3 separate regions of the Mus musculus genome follow, and all the other regions are linked to region 1. A link is a loop called in an ENCODE intact Hi-C map of the cell type or tissue named here. Cell type or tissue: gastrocnemius. All regions are shown on one strand.

What was found. Peaks named below come from ENCODE experiments on the same cell type or tissue, not always from the same donor. Only the 100,000 strongest peaks of a DNase experiment are listed, where the experiment ranks them.
Region 2: a loop joins it to region 1, with 13 times the contacts of the local background. A loop is called at or near these places in 41 of 42 quality-filtered maps.
Region 3: it touches region 1 in a loop (8-fold over the local background); 28 of 42 quality-filtered maps call a loop at or near these places.

What each region holds. Positions count from the first base shown.
Region 1 is chr2:109,899,781-109,907,780 of GRCm38, forward strand. Lin7c (lin-7 homolog C (C. elegans)) reads left to right here. Exons shown (of 5, transcript NM_011699.3): 5 at 1-1,157. It overlaps Platr8 (pluripotency associated transcript 8), which reads right to left. Exons shown (of 5, transcript NR_033473.1): 4 at 6,784-6,878; 5 at 2,616-3,481. Among named protein-coding and RNA genes, the nearest start is that of Platr8, 9.5 kb to the right of the region's middle. In gastrocnemius, no CTCF peak of the experiment used is centred here; a DNase peak (open chromatin) is centred at 4,610.
Region 2 is chr2:110,200,478-110,208,477 of GRCm38, forward strand. No RefSeq gene overlaps it. Among named protein-coding and RNA genes, the nearest start is that of Gm22997, 14 kb to the right of the region's middle. In gastrocnemius, a CTCF peak has its summit at 4,710 (motif pointing left); a DNase peak (open chromatin) is centred at 4,693.
Region 3 is chr2:110,562,060-110,570,059 of GRCm38, forward strand. No RefSeq gene overlaps it. Among named protein-coding and RNA genes, the nearest start is that of Slc5a12, 31 kb to the right of the region's middle. In gastrocnemius, a CTCF peak has its summit at 3,154 (motif pointing left); a DNase peak (open chromatin) is centred at 3,140.

The sequences.
Region 1 (8,000 bases):
TTGTCTGTAGAGGCTCGTCTGCACACCCAGGCTTCAGGGGTACCAGCTCATGGACTTTCTGGTTATGCTGGACTCTGTTTGCAAGTACTTTTAGTCTGATGTGATTCTATTTCTCAGTACCTCTTTATGGACTTAAGAGGTATTTGGCATTCCTTATTAACAAAATAATTACAATCTACTTTTTTTTTAAGCTCTGGCTGTCCTGGAACACTCTGTAAACCATGCTAGCTTCCTTTTGTTTTCCCATTTTTGTTTTCCAAAATAAAACCTACTAGTAATTCAATTGTAAAATCTTAGTGTTTTCTCCTTCTGTCCCCTTTACCTTTAAAAAAACCTATAAAGGTTCTTATTTGAAGAGCATGTTTAAGTGTTGCCGATGTGAGCGCACTGTGAGGGTGAGTCTGGCTTGTTAGATGGGGCTCCTTTGCCTTTACTGTACTGCTATACTACATGGATGTAGTCCTGTTCTTTAGGGTCTCGCTTTTTAAGATCATCTTCCTGTTGTAAAAGTTTAAGGCATTTTGCTCAAGTACTTTGTTTACAGTTAAAATGAATAGAATTTAATAGAAAATACGGTTATGGCTTACCTGGAAAGCGTCAGCATGACTTGGCATAGACGTAAAAGAGTACATGTGATTATACTGTGGAATGATACTGATAAGGACTCTCGTAATTGTACCTCCTGAATAAGTCTGTGCATTTTCTAACTTACAGTTCATTGTCTGTTCTAGCAACAATCTCATTTTGTAGTTTTTATTCTCCAAAACTTATGAGTAATGTTTCCTCAAAGGTTGTTGAAATAATAATAGTTACATAATGGGGGAAAGTCATTTGATTATTAATTTTCAAGAAGTTTTAAACTAATTTGTAACTGGACATGGTTTTTAAAAATATTGGCAAAGATTTGATACACTTGTACTCTTTAGTTTGAGAAAATTATTTGGAATGTGAAACAGTGCTTTTTCAAATAGATGAATCATTTAGCAATTAAATTCTGATTCTAAGGCTTATTTAAAATGTATTTGTATGAGTCGTGCTTGTCCTTTGCATTTGACAAAATTGATACAATTACAAATCGATGTATTTCTGAACGCCGTGTGTAAAACAACCTTTACATAGAGTAAAAACCAAAATCCGTGGTGGTTCCTGACATGAAACTTCAGATGTCTGTATTTTGTTTGCCTTTCGTAAAATATAAGTAAAGAAAACTTTCTCTTCTGTTATTTCAGGGGTAATGTGGTTGATGGATGGCAGAGACTGATGCCCAGCTACCCTCTTTAAATCGTCTTTGTCGTACTTACCGTGAACCTTAGGCAGGTGCTTTTTCTGTGTCCTGGTAGAGTGCTCTAGAGAGCTTCGGTCCATCTGGCACCTGAAGTCAGTGTGCCTGAGCTGTCGTCTAAAGCTTTTGAGGCTGCCTGCAAGTACTGGCTGTGTAGTCCCCACATACTAAGAAGCTGTAGCTGGTAGTTGGTAGTTGGTGCGACAAGATACCTCACCAAGTGAAGACAGATGCTACCAGTTTCGTGACCTGAACTCAGGCCCCAGGGCTTAAAAGCAGAGAGCCTCTCTCTGAAGTTATACTGTGACCAATATGTGTAGATAAATACACATACAAAATGAAGCTTTTTTTTTTTTTAAGATTTATTTATTATTATATGTAAGTACACTGTAGCTGTCTTCAGACATTCCAGAAGAGGGAGTCAGATCTCATTACTGATGGTTGTGAGCCACCATGTGGTTGCTGGGATTTGAACTCTGAACTTTCGGAAGAGCAGTCGGTGCTCTTACCCACTGAGCCATCTCACCAGCCCCAAGATGAAGCTTTTAAAGTCAACTGCCATCTGCTAAATTAGTGGCACTTTTGAGGGGTGAGACCATACTCAGAATGAAATTTGTTGGAAAATCAGTTCAGTTGTAGTGCTAAGTGAGAAAGCAGCTTGTAAGGAGAGTGACTTAGCTCTAGCTTCGTAGACATGAATTTGCATGGGTGGTGAAGACATGGGGTACGGGTTGGCAAGGTGAGGTAGAGTGCCTGCCATACTTGAGGTCCTGGATTTGATCCCCAGAAACCAATTCCCCTAAAATTGTCCTGGAATAAAAAAATAGCCAGGCAGCCAGGATTCAACAAAAGCATCTATGAGATCTTTGAGAAAATTATTCTCAAAACATGAGCATTCTATTTCTAAAGCCAGAAATAACAATTGATATAGATAATAAGTTTTTTATATACACACACATGTACGTACATACATACAAACAAGAAACCTAGAGTTTAGATGTGACCTGACCTTTACCTTTGTGCTCTACTGTGTAATTAGGGTGTCTTCTATCCCTTCAAAAAGTTCTGGAATCCTAATCCCCGACCTTCCATGCTGTTTGTTCTGTCCAAAAGTAATCGAGTTAATGGGGAAATGCAAAGCAACTCAACTCCTCATCTGAGAGATTTGAACCCAGACAACAGCACAGAGGCGGGAATGTTGCAGAGGGTGGAAGTTTGCCAGTAGATCCACAGCAGAGGCAAGGATGACAGTGTGCACAGCCACCCTTCAGCGTGAAGAAACAGCGGCCGTCATCCTAACATTTGTTTATCTAACCAGCTCATACTAGTTTGTGCAGAACACTTTTATTAAAAAGAATTCACACTCTGGCATCACTACCAGAATCCATCACTGAACCAGAATTCAGTGTGGCTTCTTCCATGTGCAATAAAGATTCCAGTAGAGATCTTGTAAGAGGATGAGAGCCCTGACATTTGAGAGCTAGGGGCTTCCTGGTTCCTGTTTTCTGTGGCAGAGATAACCATAGTCACTTGGAGCAATGTAACAGCTTGTTCTCATGAGTGGCTGTCCAGGCTCATCCATTCCACAGAGCATAGCTTTCCATGTTTTAGTCTATTATCAGCATGGCCTAATCAGTTAAACAATTAGTTGGCATTGTCTTTAGTCTGAAAGAAGGCTCTACATCTTCAGCAACCCTTTCTCTAGTTGGGATGATGAGTTTGTCTTTGGCCAGAGGTTGTTGATTATGCAGGTCCCCTGAGATCCAACTGCCCGTTGAAAAGCATTGGTTCAGCCAGAATTATATTGCTGAAGTCTCCCTTATGCTGAGAGCAAAGCCTTGGGGGGTCTGAATAATCCAGGGGTACAGTCCCCTACTGCTACTACACACTCCACATTTTGGGCTAGGTTTTTTTGTTCTGAAGTAAGGCCTCATTTTATAGCCTAGGCTGACCTTTGGTTCATCGCTACGGATTACTGCACGGGCCACCATCAATGGCTGGTCTTCACAATTCTCTTAAAGCATAGGCCGGCCTATATATACTTTAAGCTTGAAAGAGAGGTGGCCTTCAAAATCAGCCAGGCTTCTGTGGAGATAAGGGACTGTTCTTCCCGACTTGCCAGTCAGATCCTCACTCGAGGGAGTGCTCCCAGCAGAAGGAACACTGAGGTCACCACGAAGGTAGGATTCAAATTAGTGGCTAGGTGAAGGAACACAGAAATGGTTTTGTTTTAATAAAATATAGAACATCTAGAGACAAATAGACACTTTCTGCAGAGTTAGTTGAACTTTGCACATACTATTCAAATATTCTAGCACTGAGCTGAGTCCCTAGTAAAATATAGTGTCAAGCCTTTGTTATAGACATAGATAGATATGGAACTTTAAAATACAATGATTATTTCATAATACAGAAGTTTCCTTTGAATCTGATGAAGATAAGGAGGCAGTAACACATTTTGTTTTTCTAGTTGGTTGGTTCTTGTTTGTGAAATTGAGATTTTATGATAGCCTGGGAGTTGTACCCACCCATATGTGTAATTTTGTATGCAATTGAAAGTATAGACATTTACTGGGAGGTGTGTTACTTTTATAAAAGAAGTCCTATCATTCGAACATTAGGGCTCCTCAGACCCTTGCAATTATATGTGTGTGTGTGTGTGTGTGTGTGTGTGTAAAATTTTGACCTGTTTTTTTAGTGAGCATGTATGCCGAGAGATTCATACATGCTATACCACCTGCTTCATTTCATCACTTTAAAATTCATGATGCCCATAGATGAAATAAGTAAGGAAACTGAGGTACAGAAAGATTAATTTGGGAGCTGGAGAGATGGCTCAGCAGTTAAGAGCACTGACTGCTCTTCCGAAGGTCCTGAGTTCAAATCCCAGCAACCACATGGTGGCTCACAACCATCTGTAAAGAGATCTGACGCCCTCTTCTGGGGTATCTGACGACAGCTACAGTGTACTTATTTATAATAAACAAATCTTTAAAAAAAAAAAAAGATTAATTCGATCCAAATCATGGCTGGTAGTCTTCTCTCAAGTTAAATATTAACGTTTGTAACGTCTGCAGCTGTACTTCCTACCAGTGTTGGTAGCCCTTACAAAAGCATTGTAGAAGAAAGTATTCAGGAAAAATTTTTTCCAAATCAAATTAAATCAGTGTAATGTGTACTACATTTGAATTTTCACCAACTTTGTCAATAGGGATTTACTCACCAACTTAGTTACAATTTAGGGATGGCGGTCTCTAATTTTACCACAAGGTGGCACCAAACACCGCCTTCTATAAATGGGGAGCTCGTTCTCCGACGTAGTCACAGTTTAGGGATGGTGGTCTCTGATGTTACCACAAGGTGGCACCAAAGCGCCATTGTTTCTAGTCTACAATTTAGTTCTTATTAATGAAGTTTGTCCTTAGAAATGTGCTTAAATTGAAAATTATATTTTTTAAAGACGAAAGGTTTTTCAAATGTAGACAAAGAACTCTTCCTAATAATAACCTAAAAGTCAGCAAACCTATAGGAAATTGCAATGGAGGTGAATATCTATAGCCTTAGTGGGGTTGTCTATAGTAACAGTTTTGTAACTGAACAATGCTAATTGCAAAAACATTATCTTTGGCTTTGAGTATCTTTATCCAAGTTCCATGAAGATGGAAAGAATAATTTAGAGGCTCACAGCAACTTCTTGTAAATAAGCCAAAGGCCATCTGGGTGGCTAGGATTAATTTGCTTTCATGACACTAAATTTGTCTAACATCTTTTATTTCCTATAAAAATCAGAGTTAAAAATTAAATCAGTTATAGAGGATAAAGAGCAGTTGACCTGGATATTAACTGGCTGTCCTGGTAATGAGGTATGCTGCTTTGAGTTATGTAGTTAACCTCTGGGGATGGTTTCTCACTGTGGTGAAAGGATTGTGTTTGATCTTTAGGTGAAGGTCTCTCTGTGGTGCCCCAGTCTTGAATTTGTGGACTAAGAAGAGATGCTTCTGTCTCAGCCTTCAGCTTAGTGGTTCAAACCCAAGTGCCCTACCACCAGAGTGTTCTGCTGGTGCCTGAAATGAGCAACTTTAAGCTATGACCTCTCTCTCACCTTCTATGTCTCATTTATTGTTTCTGAGCATCTTGAAAACGTTAGGGAGAAAGGGTTGAGACAACATGAGACAGAACATCCTAGTCATTGCTACTCAAAAGTGGGCTCTCCTACCTGTGCATGTGTGCCTTCGTTAACTCTAGAGTAAACACGGAGATGCTGTTAGGCCCCCAAGACTTAGGGAAGGGATTAAACTAGGTTAACCTTTATTAGGTTCCTTACACTTCAAGTTCCTAAATTCCATAAATAAAATTAGATTGCATGCAATTTGAGTGAATAGAGGGATTTCGCTTCACGCCTTAAATTCCAAGGCTGTCCAGAAAATGCAGCTCTTGACTCTGTGGGAATCCTAATAGGGACATCGGGTGGACTATTCCCACCCCATCGACTCCGTGGGAATCCTTCTAATAGGGACATTGGGTGGACTATTCCCCACCCCATCGGCTCTGTGGGAATCCTAATAGGGACATCGGGTGGACTATCCCCACCCCATCGACTCCGTGGGAATCCTTCTAATAGCGACATCGGGTGGACTATTCCCACCCCATCGGCAGGTCAGCGTTGCCTTATGGACCGATCCCAGGACCAATACACGAAAGGCAGACCTGTTGCTGGGTGGGTTGGGGCTCCTGTGATGAAGGATGTCCTTGCTTAGCTTTTATAGGCCTGCATTGTACCCCAGGACTCTTCCCCCTCAGTTTCTCAGGCTTTTCCATTCCATCTCTTTCTTGCCTGAGACAGACCTACCACTACCTCGACACCCAGACTTGGCCTGCCTCAGTCCACTCCCTGCCCATTAATGTTTCCTTTAATCAATATTTCATATATGTAACCTTGTATTGGGGTTTGTGCCTAAAAAGACCCCTGCTTGCACCATTCTCTAGCAGGAGGCCATGATTTGGGGAAGAGCTTACAACAGGATCAGGAATTTTTAAACACTGACAATCCAGGGTCCATCTCTGACCTACTCGAATGAAAACAATAAAGTTCTCTGTGAAGTCTATGTTTAAAATCTCCCCAGGTGACTTCTGTGTGGACAGAACTATATCAATCAAAACTCTTCTGTCCTGAATAGAGTGGATCCTTAGGAGTAGACACTTAGCGGACCCTTCTAAAAGAAGGTCGAGCCAGAGAGGGGGCTCAGAAGGTAAAGGGGCCTCCTTGCCAATACCTTGATTGAAGTTTGATCCCAGAGACTCACAAGGTATACAAAGAGTCTGGTCAGCTGTCCTCAATCTTTCACTCCATACATAGCATGGCATGCTCATGTATGTATACACACACACACATCTATACATAATAAAAACTTTAAAGGATTCTAAAATTATTCGGTAAATAATAACACATTATTTTAAACTCAAAGGAGCGAACTAAGACAGCTGTTGTAATGTTTCCCTACCAGTTCAGCATCCCCTGTCTTCAGTTTCATAAGAATTTTAACTTTCTCTGTTGTTCTTCAAAGTGACTTTTATATGGTTTAATATTAAGCATGACCTGGGATGGGAAAGGCAGCAGGAAAGATAAATTGTATCGTGTTTGGCCAAACAGCAGGAATGGACAGATTCAGAGAAGCCGATAAAAAAAATGAAAAATAATAATAATTAAAAAAAGGAACACAGGCGTACTTTTTTACAAACAAACAACAAAGCATAAAAGGCTTAAAACTCTGAGGAACTGGGGATCACATGCTGAGCCATGGCTCGCAAGAAATCTATCCTGAACCATTCTAATATTCTATTGCATTGACTAAATCCTCCTAGTGTTTTGTTTGCTTTTGTTTTTGTTTGTTTGGTTTTTGTCTGTGGGGAAGGGTTTTTGGTTGGTTGGTTTCTTTTGGTTTGTTTTGGTTTTTTGATTTTTTTGTTTTTTCACTTTACCATTTTTCAAAGAGATCAGAGTACTATTTAGGGTTGGTAATGTGCTTTTCAAAGACGTCACCCTGGGCTGGAGAGTTGGCGCAGCATTTAAACACTCTTACTGTACTTGCAAAGGAAGGACCCATGTTCAGTTCCCAGCACCCTCATGGTGGCTACAACTATCTGTAATGGGATCCGATGCCCTCTTCTGGATCCCCTGCATTCTTCTGACCACCAAGGGAACCAAGCATGCAAAATACACATATACATAAAACAAATCTATTAAGGAAAATTTTAAACTGAAAGCATTGTATCCAGATGGATTTTTTTAAAGATTTATTTATTTATCTTATGCATATGAGTACATCACCATTGCTCCCTTCAGACACACCAGAAGAAGGTGTCAGACCTCATTACAGATGATCCGGAAGAACAGTCAGTGCTCTTAACCGCTGAGCCATCTCTCCAGCCCCATATCCAGATGTTTTATTTCAAAAGTTAAAGATGGGCTGGAGAGATAGCTCAGCGGTTTAGAGCTCTTCCAGAGGTCCTGAGTTCAAATCCCAGCAACCACCTCGTGGCTCAAAACTGTCTGTAATGGGATCCCATGTGATGCCCTCTTCTGGTGTGTCTATCTGAAGACAGCTACAGTGTGTGTGTGAGAGAGAGAGAGAGAATGGTTCTCGCCATCATTGTCATCCTCCTCCTCCTCATCATCATCATCATCGTGGTCCTTGTCACAGGGTTAAGAAACGAGACT
Region 2 (8,000 bases), 300 kb after region 1:
CTTATACTGTCTTATATATTGACCTGGAGTCTTTTAATCTCTTTTCTTAAATGTAAATAACAATAAAAATTGGGGTAATCTAATCCTTATATACAAGAATTTCTAATAGGCACAATTTCCACTGTCATAACTCATTCATTTAAAATGGGCCAGTCTTCACAGTCTACTTTTGTTAATAATCCATTTCTTGATCTTGCAGCATTAGTTAAATGGAGACTATAAAAACATAGCCGGGTGATTCTTGTTCCTTGGCTTCTGCTTAAGATAGTTGAAACTCTCAACTGTCACAACTTAAACATGCTGACAAATTCTCCTCGTGAGCCATCTCTCCTGTATTTTTTATCTCTCATACTGTTAAAAAAATGTCTGTTTCCCCCTATGTGCAGCTGGAAACTCCCCACTGCTTTTCCGTCTTGCTGTTTGTGAACAGTCTATGATATCTCCTTTGAGGATAAGCTGGCAAGGAACATCAGCTCATCCAATGCCCCTGGCTCTGCCCCAGTACTACGATCACACGGGGCTGAGTTCAGAATTGATGACCCTGCCCCAGATGATATTGTGGATGGAGGACTTAAATGGCCCAAGGTGACCCTTCATTTTAAATTCGGTGAAATATGGGAGATTCCAACCATTCACCCTCCACCCCAAACCATCCTTCTTAATGGAAGTGTCAGGGGCTTTCTGTTTGAAAATGCAGTCTGTGTGGATGGACCAACAGAGCATGCTCTGAGGGAGATGATGTTTACCATGGAGCAAAATGGAGGCTGCTGGAAAGTACCTGATGATTTAATGTCCAGGGGCCCAAAATCTAGATTAAAATCAAACTTAAAATAATACCTTTCTGTCCACAAAGAAGAACTTAGAGAATGGTCAAAGCATGACCACTGTGGAGGGGTGGGGTCTTGTCAACCAAGGCCCAACCTCAACTGCCAGAGCTGGAGAGGACAAGGATGTGACCGAGAAAAGGAGATTTATGTAAGTATTTAAGGAACCGAATTGGTAACGTCAAAGTGAAAAGTAGGCAAATACAAAGAAGGAAACTTACTTCAGAAACTTCCTTTCTTAGTTGCAATATCAACATAAGGATCTACAATTACAAAATATGTTCCAGAGGTTCACTTGTGTGAGGACACTCAAGGACTAGATAATTTAAATAACTTGTCTGTGACAAGGAAGTGCACATACAAACACACACATAAACATATATGGAGACTGTCTACACTAACTAGGACAATATACTGTGTACACAAGTGAAGGGGAATCTCCGTTTTCCACAGTTGGAGGAAGAGGCAGTTAATAGATACATAAGTAAATAGCACTTTTCATTTAAAAGGGCAATAACAATGACCCCCAAAATTTGCTATAATGAATGTTATGAAAACAGGATAGAGTCAATCTTAGTATTCTTTTCATTTTCACCAGTTACCTTGAACATTAATGGCTTGTTCTTAGCCAGCGCACAGTGCCAAGGCTCCGCCAGGCTTCCTGTTCCTAACGAACGTTACTAACTTTTTTGTTGTTGTTGTTAATTTTTACCTCCAGGGAATCAGCACTAGAAACTGTCTGAAGGAAGTAGAAACTCATACATTTTGTTTTGCTTGTTACTAAGAGTGTTCCAGTGTGTCTCTCCATCTGGAGTATTTCAGAGCACATACACAGTGGGCTATGAAGAGCATGCAGGCATGGGGCTGGGGTGGTGGCAGGACCAGAACATAGTTTGCTCATAGTCCCATAAAAGATCAGGGATCGTTTGACAAGGAAAAAGAAAGCTATTAAGGAGTTTAAGACCACAGAGTGACAGGATTGAATGTGGGGTTTTAAGATCACCCACGCTGGCTGCTTCATGTAATTAACACATTAGAAGGACCAGTGACAGGAGTGCAGCCTCTGATTGGGTCTCAGACTTTTTCCAGTTCACAGACATTGGACAGTAATACACATGGCTGGGAAGAGTTAAGAGCTAGAATAGCTTTACTTAAAGTACAAGGTAATTGGGTTTCTTTGCATCTCTGAAGTCAGTCTGGACAGGGAGGGCAATATATGTCAATAAATATACATAGCAAAGATGATCCTTCTCATAGAAGATGAGGTCTGTAAGAAACCATAGATGGTGTGAACATCCTTGCTAGTGCGGACTGGACTCCATTGCTGTTAGTAAACATCAGGACACTGCACCAACAACATAAACGTTCATTTGTACAATGCTTTTTCCAGTGGATGATCAGCACTGTACCAAATGCTAGAGACAAAGATTAGAATAGGGGAGGCAGAAGCCAGAATTCCCGACAGTGAGCTCTTAGAGTAAAAATTAATGACAAAGTGATCAGAAAAACAATTTCAGTGGTGATAAGAAGTGAGAAGGCAATAAAAGAGTGTTTGTCAAAAGGGCCTTCCTAGGGGTGTGGGTCTGTGGGCTGTTCCTGGTAATCAGGCACGTTTCTGGGAAGGTGACTTTTGTACTGAGATAAGAAGGAAACAATTGCACACAGGGGGAGGGAATGAACCTGCCTCACCAGGCTGCTACCCCAAAATGCAACAAGCTTGGAAAAGGACAGGGATGCTCTTGTGATCGAAGGGGCAGAGGAGAGTAGATGCATAGAAAAGCAGACAAGAGGAGAGCCATGACCGACTTGGCAGACAATTTCCTACGGTTCTTGGATTTTGTTCTAAGAGCAGCTTGAAAGCCTTTGAAGACTGAATGAAGGAGAGTTGAGCATGCCGAGGAGAACAGGGACGATAATAAGCTACAAAGCACAGAAGTTGACAGAGCAGTGGTCCCACTGCAAGAGGGAAACCGGGGTGGCTTAGGTGAGGAAGGCGCTCCCATAGAGTCTTAGAAGAAGGTAACATTTCAACGTGGAGTTGAAGCCGAGGTTTCAGGGGCCATCATTGCAATTCATGGCAGCAGAACCTGCGCTGTGCCTCACTGTTTCTCTAACAGGGATGGAGGAAAGTGTCCTGGGCAGGCTCATAAAGTCACTTCGTTTGGGGGGAAAAAAAACAAAAAAACAAAACAAAACAAAACAAAACACCTTTACTTGCTAACTACTGAGAGATGAGAGAACCACACCTATAAAGAAGGGGAGCCTAGGACACAAGGCTGGGTTTCTCTCCTCCCTTGTCATAAACAGTTCAACTCTAGCTTCAACTTGTACATTACCTTAGCTGAGGAACACTCTGTGTCATAGGCCCCAGGCAGCTTACATGGTAGGTCACTTGTCAACTGCCTCCTGAAGTGGCAGGGAGGTGTCACTTTCCATCATGCAATTGCCTTAACATTTTTTTTTTCTAGCAGAAACTGGGATTTTTAGAAACCTTTGAAACACAATTTTTAGTGAAGAATCACATTACAACCTGCATGATTCAATTTTTTATATAATTTTATATTTTCACGTTTCTTATGGTACCTCCAAATCAGTGGAAATGCAATGTCTGAAGATATGAAGATATAAGAATGCTTCAAAGAAAAACCAAAGAAATGAGGAGGGTGGGGGTCTTTTCACAGCTGGAGGAATTAGGACAGGAAACACAATTTGTCTATGTAAATCCTACTGCTATCCTTTATTTTATATATATATATATATATATATATATATATATATATATATATATATATATATTTTAAAAACGTGTGATGATTTCCCAAGAAGAAATAGAAAAGGAAAAGAAACCATGAAATACTTTTAAAAGAAGAATTTTTTCAAGGCATTCCAGTTGTCCTAGATTGTTCTGTGTTCCAATTGTCTGATGTGGGAGTCGTTGTGGCCTTCAGAACAGGAAACATATGGTTCTATGTTTCACAGGGCATTGACCTGCCGCAAGGTTATAGTGCTCTGAAAATTCTCCCCCTCCCCCTCTTCCCTATGCTAAGTGACCTTGACCAGGTTATTTCCCTTGGGTGGGATTTAGTTTTGCTAATGCAAAAGGAAAAAGAAATGATGCCTGAACCATATTCTGTGCTCACAGCAGACATGAGCAATCAATCATCCATGTACTCTCTATAAATTAGAAGATCTAAGCGTTTTGAACATAGACTTTGGCAATGGATTAAAGACAATGAGAGCCTACGTAAGTCTATCCCTAATGCTTAGTCTTTAAAGTCCCTTCAAATTTGTGCACCCTTTCTGACCTTTCCTGTCCATTTTACATTCAAAGCTACTTTAACTATTTTGTGGAAGCTCTCTAAAAGAATGTTTCAGTTGTACTGACCCACAAATTGTCATGCTTCAAAGTCAATGGACACTAGATTGTCAGTAAAAATGGGCTGAAAGACACTGTTTCTTTTACCTTTATGCAACCATATCTCAGATCTAGAATCCAGCAGCCCCAACTGTTCCGTACTAACTCCATTCAGCATGCTATACCCGTATATGCTAGGACTGGGCCTTATTTATTGCTTGAAGCTTGTGGAAAAACTAAGACAACCCAGAAAAGCCTTTTGTAGGAGTGAAGAAGAGGGAGGTGGGGCAGAGATGCAAGACAATGCTGCCCCAAGGTCTGAGCAAGGACAATGTTAGAAGAGGGGATTAAAGGCCGCAGAAACGGCACAAGTTGTTTCTGAAGGCTGCAGCTTCTCAGCGATTAACTTCGCCAAATGAACTAAGGGACTTTACTTATTCTGAGATTCCTAGTCTTTTTTTTTAAGGAGCAAGAACGCAGTAACACCAGTGAGGTATTTTGACAGGCGAGTACCACGCGCCCTCTAGTGGCGGCACACAAGTAACCAGGGCGATCCCTGAATTTATGCTTTTTCTTTTGCTTTGTTTGGTAGTCCGGGATTCCAGATACATCATTTTTCAAATGTTGAAACGCCACCCAGGAGTTTTATGTAGTGTTAATAGTTTATAAGGATCCCCAAACTGTAAAATAACTTGTCGAATTTTTTAAAAATTGTAACTACAAAGATGAGAGTTCATTGGGCTGATGCTGTGAGCTTTACCTTTACTTTCTCACTCTATTCCTTTCTGTAGCTTGTCTTTCTTATAAGAATATATTTTGGATATCTGGGTTATCAATAGACAACCTCTTGTAACTTGGTCTTTCACTCCTCATAATGCCACTCACAACTGGCTTTTAATATGCTGTTGCTTGTTTCTCAGTTGTGAAGGAATACCACACAGTAAAGTTCTGCAACTCAGTAGAAAGACGGTGATCTTACTTCTAAGGATTGAGTCAGTTATTCTCGGAACAGGTCTATGCAATGCTGCAGGTGTCTGTGCTCCTCTGCAGAGAACTGGAAACTGCATGTACTCACCAGGAGTTCAACCTGGCACCCCGTTAAATTGTCCTTTGGTGTTGGCTCTACTTCATAAGACATTGATTCCTATACACTTGGAGGCTGACCTTTTCTTTCTCATTTTAAGTAACTGTTTCTATAGGATGATGTTCCTTTAACTAACTTGGAAACTCAGAGTTGGCATGGGACTTTTAAGTACTTGCTCTAATATACCTAACACACAGTGGAACAAAATTAAATATATGTATTTAAAACTATCTTTTTATTATTGTTAGGTATTTTCTTCATTTACATTTCTAATGCTATCCCAAAAGTCCCCCATACCCCCCCCCCACTCCCCTACCCACCCACTCCCACCTCTTGGCCCTGACATTCCCCTGTACTGAGGCAGATAAAGTTTGCAAGACCAATGGGCCTCTCTTTCCAGTGATGGCCGACTAGGCCATCTTCTGCTACATATGCAGCTAGAGACACGAGCTCCAGGGGGTACTGGATAGTTCATATTGTTGTTCCACCTATAGGGTTGCAGACCCCTTTAGCTCCTTGGGTACTTTCTCTCCATTGAGGGCCCTGTGATTCATCCAATAGCTGACTGTGAGCATCCACTTCTGTGTTTGCTAGGCCCCGCATAGCCTCACAAGACACAGCTATATCAGGGTCCTTTCAGCAAAATCTTTCTAGTGTATGCAGTGGTGTCAGCGTTTGGAGGCTGATTATGGGATAATCCATCCCAAAAACATCTTTTTAAACAAAGAGTTCAGTATGGGTGCTCACGAAATGTGCCGCACCACTTCAGGCCGTTGAGAGAAACTATGGTAGCACACAGATTATTCAAATGCTCTACCTCTGGATTGTAGTGGTCCCCCTCTCCTCTCTTTCTCTGAGGTAGGATCTTGCTATGTAGACAAGGCTAGCCTACAGCTTACAGTGATATCTGTGTCTTTCTGCTTCTCAACCGGGATTATAGGTGTGAGCTACCATACCTGGCATTTTGGAATTTTGTTTTTTTTTTGGGGGGGGGTTCTTGGAGGCAGGGTCTCATGAGACCTACAGTCGCTTGGAGCTCACTATGTAGCTGAGGACGGCACTGGCCTCCAGATTCTCTGCTTTTGCCTCCGAAGTACTCAGATTACAGGCGTAGGATTCACACCGTTCCCCACCTTTAACTTATTTTGTAGATACATATGTGCATGTGTGTGCAGCATATTTATGTGTACATGGGTACATGTGTGTGCACTAGTTTATAGAAAACAGAGGACAACTTCAGGAGTTGTTTCTTAGGCGGGGTGGGAGGACATTTCTTAGGTGCTATCCTTTTGAGACAAGGTCTCTCAATGGCCTGCTACTTACAAAGTTGGAAGGACTGGTTGGCCTGCAAGTCCTAGGATGCAGCCTGTCTCTGCTTCCTTAGCACTAAGGTTGCAACTATGTATCACCATGCTTAGCTGTAACTAGGAATCACCATGCTTAGCTGCAACTATGTATCACCGTGCTTAGCTGTAATTATGTATCACCATGCTTAGCTGTAACTATGTATTACATGCTTAGCTGTCCCTCCTCCCCGTTTCATGGTTTCTGGAGGTCAAACTCCAGGTTCTCATGTGTGCTCAAAACGAATAGTTTAATAGTAAGTGGTCTGCCTCTCACCCTCCCATTTAATGTTGAGATAGGGTTTCAAAAGTTATTCAGCCTGGTCTTGAATTTCCTCTGTAACCTAGATAGAATTTCACTAAGTTGTCCAGCTTGGCCTTGAACTTTTCTGTAACCTGTGGAGGCCTTGAATTTATGAATCTTCTGCTTCTGCCTCCTGAACATCTGGGAGTACAAGCCTATACCACCAGACTCAGGTGTGTGTGTGTGTGTGTGTGTGTGTGTGTGTGTGTGTGTGTCCTCCTATGAATGGAAATAGCAAAACCTTGAAAACTTTGTGCCTTCATGGCCAACAGGCCGGAGTACTGAGAGAGCCAGGCCCTTCTTCCCTATCACTCTGTAGATGAGGAAAGTCAGGGTTAGAGGGGAAGCAACGGCCAGTTACACAGCTTGTTGATGATTTTTTTTTCTTTTTCTAGAGTGCAAAACTCTAAGGGCCAAACCCATTTCCTACTTTCCATTTTGAGTCTTTCCAAGATCAGAATCGGCTATGAGGTAGGACTTGTTAGAACACAGGACAACCTCTGCTCTTTTTGGCATTTCCATGGGATCAGGTCTCTGCTTCTGCACCCTTTGATCATGTTTATTTGGCATTTTACAAATCAAGAAATACATAGGATTTTAGAGGATGTGGTTATGATTTTAGTTCGCCTTCTCAGAGACACTCTATGTGAGACGTGACTTGCTGGAAATTTGGGACCGATGTGTTCAAATCCTTGGATACTGGCAACCAGAGGAGCTTTAAACTTGATTAAGTTCTACGGAGTTAGCAAAGACAATGGTTATCAAAGGCTATGGTTATCCTTGTGAATGGTGAATGTCTTATAGTCCACCAGTCAACCTTCCCTACATTTCTAGGTTGTAGCTTGTATTGCCTCTAGTCAAGACAGTGCCTTAATGTTGTGATCTTGAAAGCATAACTTGTAGCCATTCTGTGTCTTAGAGGCTTGTTCAGGCTGAGCAACATACCCAGAATTTATTCCTTAATAAAGAATGATAGGATACTATAAACCTGGCTGCCCTGCTTGTATAGGCAAGTGAAGAAATGCTGGGTACATTGGTGTCTTCTTAAGTGAATTATGCAGAGTGCTCTTGGTTAGGGAGCCAATAGCAA
Region 3 (8,000 bases), 660 kb after region 1:
GAGAGAGAGAGAGAGAGAGAGAGAGAGAGAGAGAGAGAGAGAGATGAAACCAAGAGGGTCACAATAAAAGGAAAAGACAGGATTTTAAGTGGTGAGAGGGGTAAAAAGAAAAGCAGAAACCTAGCCTTGTTGGAGAAAAGGGGACCAGGAAGAGAGGAGAATGGGGAATAGGAAGGAATCAAACCAGAAGAAAGTACGCATGAAAATGCCATCATGTTTTGTATGTCAACAAAATTTAATTTAAAAAAGATAAAGCAGTGCTTCCATTTCTTAAGCAGTTTTAAATTGTTTTCTCCCTGTTATTAAAACTTGAGTTTCCACATCAGGATTTCACATGAGTACAGCTGAAATTCCAGAACAGAGGAATCTCTGTGTGTAGCTAACTTCACCTTCACTTCATTATGAGAAGTACGGTTACTATTAAGCCTTTAAGCAATATTCTCAATGGTTCCAAAACTTTATTATCATCTTTGAAATCTCCAAGGAGCCTGAGATCTAATACTTGGGGGACCAGTTAGAGTGGGACAGAGGTAATTCACTCACTTTTATTTTTGGACCGTGTTTATAGGGAATTTAATATTTCTCCAGTTTTGCTTTATCATCCCATTGTGATGCAGAAGAGGGTTTTCATTTTAAATTCTTCTGTGTTTAAAAATTCCCAATGCCTTTCATTTTAATGTCTCAATACCCCATGAAGCCTCATGCTGACATCTGTAGCTGTTTGAAGTTAAAGCGGTCTAAATGCAAGGCTCACAAAATGCTTGTCTTGATGGAGCATTAAAGCACATATTACAGGGGACTCACATGGCATCAAATGAAACATAAGACTGTAAGGCTTTCTGATGCCTCTGGAGAAAGTGTCAGTGGAGATCACAGGCATGGCTTCTATCAACAGTCAGTCACTACTCGGGAGAAATCATCTTTTCCCTTGTGTTCATGAGCCACCCATATTCAGATAGCTGGCATGTTGTCATTTTATCCATTTATTTTATTTATCAAAGAACAATATATGTGTTATCCTAGCACTTGGGAAGCTGAGGCTGGGGACTACTGAGTTCAAAGTCATGCTGGGCTATAACACAAGCACATGTGTATGTCTCTCTCTCTCTCTCTCTCTCTCTCTCTCTCTCTCTCTCTCTCTCTCTCCACACACACACACACACACACACACATATCTTACTACAAAATTATCTTACTATAAATATCTTGACATTAAACACTATCCAGTAAAAACTCAAATTATTCTTTAACCATACTCTTAAATCGCTAATCTTACAGCAGTTCTATTTCAATATATACTCTGACACATCACTGTCTGAATATACTAAATACGAAAACCATGTATTCGGGTGTTATATTTTATACCCTTGCATCTGACCACATTTCACCGGCATCATTCTGTATGATTTCTTCTCAAGCTCACAGAGGGAACCAGAAGTAGAAATAAGATTTTGCTTTTGTTAACATTCTTGTAGTCTCAGTCTTCTGGCTAATTCTACATAAAAGATACACAGTTTTCTTTGTAATGGAGATGAGAGGATCACTCCAATACTGGTATTTGTTCCTCTTCCTCCTTTATAGAACCAATGGTGAGAATGGAAAAGATTAGCTGTAGAGCAGATACAGGGTGATGATCTGAAAGTTGTTAACACAAAAGGAAAGGACTCCTGAGCCTGATGGTGAAGACCAGTTCGGTCTCTTCTGTCCCCGTTCTGCCTTCATCCAGCATCCTTTACCCAGCTCCTCCTTTGTCTCTTGTCTTCCATCCTCTGTGAATTTCATTCCCTATCCTTTTCTTTCCCACCTCCCTCTTTAAGTGTTCATTCGACTATAGCATTTTAAGAACCATGCTTGTTTGGGTACTTGATAAAACTGGTGTGGCACAAGGACACAACTGAGCACTGTAAAACTGTTTACATTTGTGTCAGATATTTTTATATAGAAAATGTATATAATACACTGTTAAGTTGTTTAATTACAGAAAAATCTATATGTGGGACAATTCCCATTTCACAAAGTAATTCTCCTGATTTGTGGCATTTTGTAAAGCAGAAAGCTGTCTTCGGTGTGGGCGAGCTTATTGTGCTGCTTTGTGCTGCTCCTTTGATTTGCTATGGTTTAAAATCTGTCCTCATTTAGTACACATTACACCTAAGATTCCGTGCTTTAAAAAAAATTAAAAAACGCCTACCAGCTGCATCTATTAAATGCAGTTATTTTGTCTTTGCCATCTTCTTAGTAAAATAAATAATGTAAAGTATACAGTAAAATCATTAGAATTATGCTAAATGAGAAAATTGAATTGAGATTTAAAACAACTCAAGGCTAAGGTAAGATTCCAATTCCTTAAAACCACAAAGGAAGCAAACACACACCGGAAGGGAAGGTTTTTGGTGAAAAGCAACAGGACTCCAAGTTGAAGTGACAGCTGTGATCAGAAGACAGCTTGTTCAGCTTCCCTTCTTGACTGAAAACTTAGTCTCATTGTAGGCTGAGATCTCCCAGGCTCAATCAGCCCAGACAGACTTATAGGCTCTGTAAATCAGTTGTGCTTTTAGCTCTTTTCAGAAAAAAGAAAGAAAGAAAGAAACAATACACACACACACACACACACAATACACACACACAATACACACACACTATACACTATATACATAGACACATATGCACATGTACACACATGCACACATACTACAATATGACTCATAGACACAAGACATAGACAAATATAGAGCTTACACTTACCACAAACGTACATATACACACATCTCTCTCTTTGTCTCCCCCCCTCTCTCTCACACACACACACATGTACACATACCACATAAATAAATACTCACCACAGACTCTTCACTCACACATACATCATAGACACATACACATATAACCATCACACGTATATCACACCATATACTAACACACACACACACATACACACACAACACACCACATACACAGAGAGAACACAAACACATGAAAATTGATTTAAATAAAAGCAAACAAACTTAAGGGGAAGTAAATTACTTCTCTCACATCTGTGGTCTTTGAATTTCTACTTTGTTCAGTTCTCCCCATCTTTAAAAACAAGACTCAGCTGAGTCCAGGGATACTATCCCGAAATTAAACATGAACAGACTGCCCCCTTGTGGTCATTTAGCTCGTGCTTCAACTGTCAGCTTAATTTTCCTCATAAATTGCAACTGGTCACATGACATTTGTTTCTGACTTCAAGAGTTAAGAGTACAAATCCTGTTGATGTATTAGAGCAGACTGGAGTCTTGCAAGCGGTTTTATGTCTTTCTTAGAAGAAAGGATCATTGTATTAGTGTGGTTCATTTCTGTCAGCTTTGCCACTAACTTTTCTGAAAGACTTACTGTCTTGAGACTGTGCAGGTCCTTACTGTACACATTTGCTGCATTCAGAGGACATTCCCCAAGTGAGAGAAAGCCTGACCACATACAGACTAGGTATTAATTAAGCTAGTAGAAAAGATATTATAAAGATGTCTTAGAGTTAAAAAAAAATGTCTGGAACACAAGTATTCCTCTATTCATTTGTTTTTTCCAGCATGTGAGAAAAACACGATGACCTGAAGGTTTCTGGGCATCACTTTTCAGTGAGGGGTGGTCCCTTAATAAAACAACCAGTAATTGGATTACTAAAAATGTAAAATTCTCAAAAATGCTTCTGATCTATCCTAATATGGGTCCCAGTGACATAGAAAGCATTATACTCACCAACTGTCACCAGTACCTTCAAGTTTCATGTTCCAGAAACAACTACAGTCTCAGCACAGATCCTAAGAACCCAGCTGTTCTGTGCAGCTGACCACCAACCCTCCTGCCCTTTTGATTTGAATGCATGGAATTGTGCTTTCTTTTGGCAATCACACACATAAGTCAGACTTTCTAAAATAGTCTGGTCGTTTGTCTTTTCAGTTATGTTTATCCTCTTGTTCTTGTTAATTCATTCCTTATCAAGCAAGCAAAAAGTAGTCAAAAATTCCTCATCCCTAAAAACTTAGGGAAAATAAGAAAGGAAAAAGAAAAGTAATAAAGTTGTGTTTTGTTCGCTTCTCTACTTCTTTCAAACTTTCGCTCTACAGAGCCATTCTTCCTTTCTGTCTTTCTTTGGCTTTGATAATGTGACTCTGATACAAGAACTCAATGGGAAACATAAAAAAAAAATGATACTATACCAAGAGCATGCCATTACTTGAAACTATAAGAGTGGAAAAGCATTCCAAAGAATGAGTCTATTTGAAAATAGAACAAAACCAAGGGTTAAAGATCAAGAATTGTCCAAACATTAGAGGTGAGCAGAGAGATCAATGTCAGTAGAAGTACTTCAGACAACACTCTAAGCCAGTGTGTCACTTTGTTTTCAGGATCTTCTAGAGAACAACAGAAAGAAGGCTGAAAATAAAATCAGATGTAAACAACAGAGAGAGAGAGAGAGAGAGAGAGAGAGAGAGAGAGAGAGAGAGAGAGAGGGAGGGAGAGAGGGGGAGAGAGAGAGAGAGAGAGAGAGAGAGAGAGAGAGAGAGAGAGAGAGAGAGAGAGAGAGAGAAGGAGAGAGAGAAGAGAGTGGGTGTTAAAGGAGAGGACTATGGGGAATCATGGAGAAGTAGAAACAATAGCAGAAGTGGTATTAATATCAACAACAATAAAGGGATGATTATTCTCATTAACCTCCAATTTTTATCCTTGATAAACTAAAAGGTAAATTATTTATTAGTATGTATGTAGCACATTTCACAGCACAGTCAAGGCTCAGAAATGTGCTGTAGGTATATAAGATGAATGGCGGGTTGTGTACTCATTGTACACAGGGACCTTTGAACTAGCTGATTTGCTTCTGTGTTCTTCTCATGGTAGCTTGCTATTTCTTTGTTGCCCAAGTGATTATAATTTGTCCCTAGTGGCATTCAAAAGTTTTACAATAATGGAAATCTGCAACTAATGGATGTGAGAAGGTGGCGGGGGGTAGTGTGTGTGGGGGGGCATCTCCAGGATGAGACAGAGAGCTGGGATAAGGGAGGCACCCAAGAATCAATGTGGGTGACTTTGACTGTAACTCACTACAATGAGGATATGGAACCTGAAGAGGTCACCCCTGTAGCCAGGCAGGAACCCCAGTGGAGTGATAGAGACACTAAGCCACCCAAAAAAATTTCAACCCAATTATTTGTCCCATCTACAAGAAATTCAGGCATGCGGGATGGAGTGAGACTGAGGGACTGGCCAACCAATAACAGGCACAATCTGAGACCCCTCCCATGGGCAAGCACCAATCCCTAACACTATTAATGATACTCTTTTATGCTAACAGTCGGTATCAATTTGTCCTCTGAGAGGACAGCAACTGTCTCTCAGAGCTGACTCAGACAAGTATAGACACCCACAGCCAAAGAGTGGATGGAGCTTGGGGACTCTATAGAATAGAGGGAAGGATTGAGGCTCCAAATGGGATAGAACAAGAGAGTCAACTAACCTGGAGCCTTGGGTCTTTCAGATCTTAACCAATTACCAAAGAACGTATAAGGACTGGACCAAGGTTTCCTTGCTCATATGTAGCAGATGTGCAGCTTTGTTTTCATGTGGATGCCAAACAATTGGAGCAGGGGCCATCCCAAAAGCTGTTTCCTGTATGTGGGATATGTTCTCCTAGCAGGGCTGCCCTGTGTGTCTTCAATGGGAGAGGAAACACCTAGCATCATAAAGACTTGAAGTGCCAGGGTGCAGGGAGATACATGGGAGGGGTCACCTGCTCATAGGAGAAGGGGAGGGGGATGGAGTTGGGGAAAGAATTGTGGGAGGGGGTGACCAGGACGGGGGCAGTGAGCAGAATATAAAGTAAATAAGTAAAAGAAAATCAAAAAAGAACAAAAGAGATAGATCAGATGATGCATTTCCTTCCTTCTCATTGTGAATGTTGTAAAAATTCCATCTCCCTTGCATGGCTCTGTTTGCTGGCTGCACAGATGACAGACACTATCTCACCCTTTTCAACGACATTCCACTATAAAGCACTCAAATCAGCCATCTTGTCTCTCACCTCCATACTTCTGAACATACTTGCTTCTCTGGGCAGCCTTCCTTATTATTTATTCTCCACTTTTATCCAGTTGGCATTGACTTCTACATTTAAGTTATCATCTGGGTATGACTCTTTAGAGCAAGGTTATTCAAACCTCCATGGAAAGACTTAATTTCTTTTAGATCTGATCTCGACAGAACTTACTAGGTAACTCTTATTAACTATCTCTTTAGTAGATTTCTTTTTATTTATTTATTTTTTTTTGCTATTACAGTTTTTGTCTTGCTGCTTTTAAAAAATTTCTAGAATGCCTCTCCAGCAAGGCCAAATGCAATATTTTTCTGCAATACGTTATGTGTGTGTGTGTGTGTAGTCTAGGAGATGGTGAAGAATGATATATATAATAAAATGGCTTCTGAAATTGGGTTTCTTTTTCATATTTTCTGCCTTCTGAAATGTAAAATTCTGAGATCACATATGAATTGCTATCATCATTATTTTTTGTTAAGTAGAAAGGTAAGACTTATTATAAGCCTCTCAGTTTGTTATGTGAGTTCACTAAGAGAACACACGAATGAATCTTGATGACTTTATTCACTTAATTGTTATGATAACCTTCATTATTACATTTTATACTTTACAGTAAACTATAGTAGCAAGAGTTGCCAAAGGTCACACCTAATTAGCTATTTGGCTTAAGTTAGTAGAGTGGAGCGGAGGCGCCCGACACCCACAAGGGCCCGCACAGGATTCCACACGGGATCCTAAGACCTCTGGTGAGTGGAACACAGCCCCTGCCTCAATCCAATCACGCTGAACCTGAGACTGCGGTAAATAGGAAAGCGGACTACCTGGGCCTGACCTGGGGCACAAGCCCCTTCTGCTCCACTCGAGCCCCAGGGTACCTTGCCAGCCGAGTCACCCGACATCCGCAAGGGCCCACACAGGATTCCACATGGGATCCTAAGACATCTAGTGAGTGGAACACAACTCCTGCCAGGAGTCCAGTTCGAACACCAGATATCTGGGTACCTTCCCTGCAAGAAGAGAGCTTGCCTGCAGAGAATACTCTGCCCACTCAAACTAAGGAGAGAGCTACCCTCCCAGGTCTGCTTATAGAGGCTAACAGAGTCACCTGAAGAACAAGATCTTAACAGAGACAACTATAACAGCTAGCTTCAGAGATTACCAGATGTCAAAAGGCAAACATAAGAATCCTACTAACAGAAATCAAGACCACTCACCATCATCAGAACACAGCACTCCCACCCCACCTAGTCCTGGGCACCTCAACACAACCGAAAATCTAGACCCAGATTTAAAAACATTTCTCATGATGATGATAGAGGACATCAAGAAGGACTTTCATAAGTCACTTAAAGAATTACAGGAGAGCACTGCTAAAGAGTTACAGGCCCTTAAAGAAAAGCAGGAAAACACAACCAAACAGGTAGAAGTCCTTAAAGAAAAACAGGAAAACACATCCAAACAGGTGATGGAAATGAACGAAACCATACTATCACTAAAAAGGGAAGTAGACACAATAAAGAAAACCCAAAGCGAGGCAACGCTGGAGATAGAAACCCTAGGAAAGAGATCTGGAACCATAGATTCGAGCATCAGCAACAGAATACAAGAAATGGAAGAGAGAATCTCAGGTGCAGAAGATTCCATAGAGAACATCAACACAACAGACAAAGAAAATACAAAATGCAAAAGGATCCTAACTCAAAACATCCAGGAAATCCAGGACACAATGAGAAGACCAAACCTACGGATAATAGGAATTGATGAGAATGAAGATTTTCAACTTAAAGGGCCAGCTATTATCTTCAACAAAATAATAGAAGAAAACTTCCCAACCATAAAGAAAGAGATGCCCATGATCATACAAGAAGCCTACAGAACTCCAAATAGACTGGACCAGAAAAGAAATTCCTCCCGACACATAATAATCAGA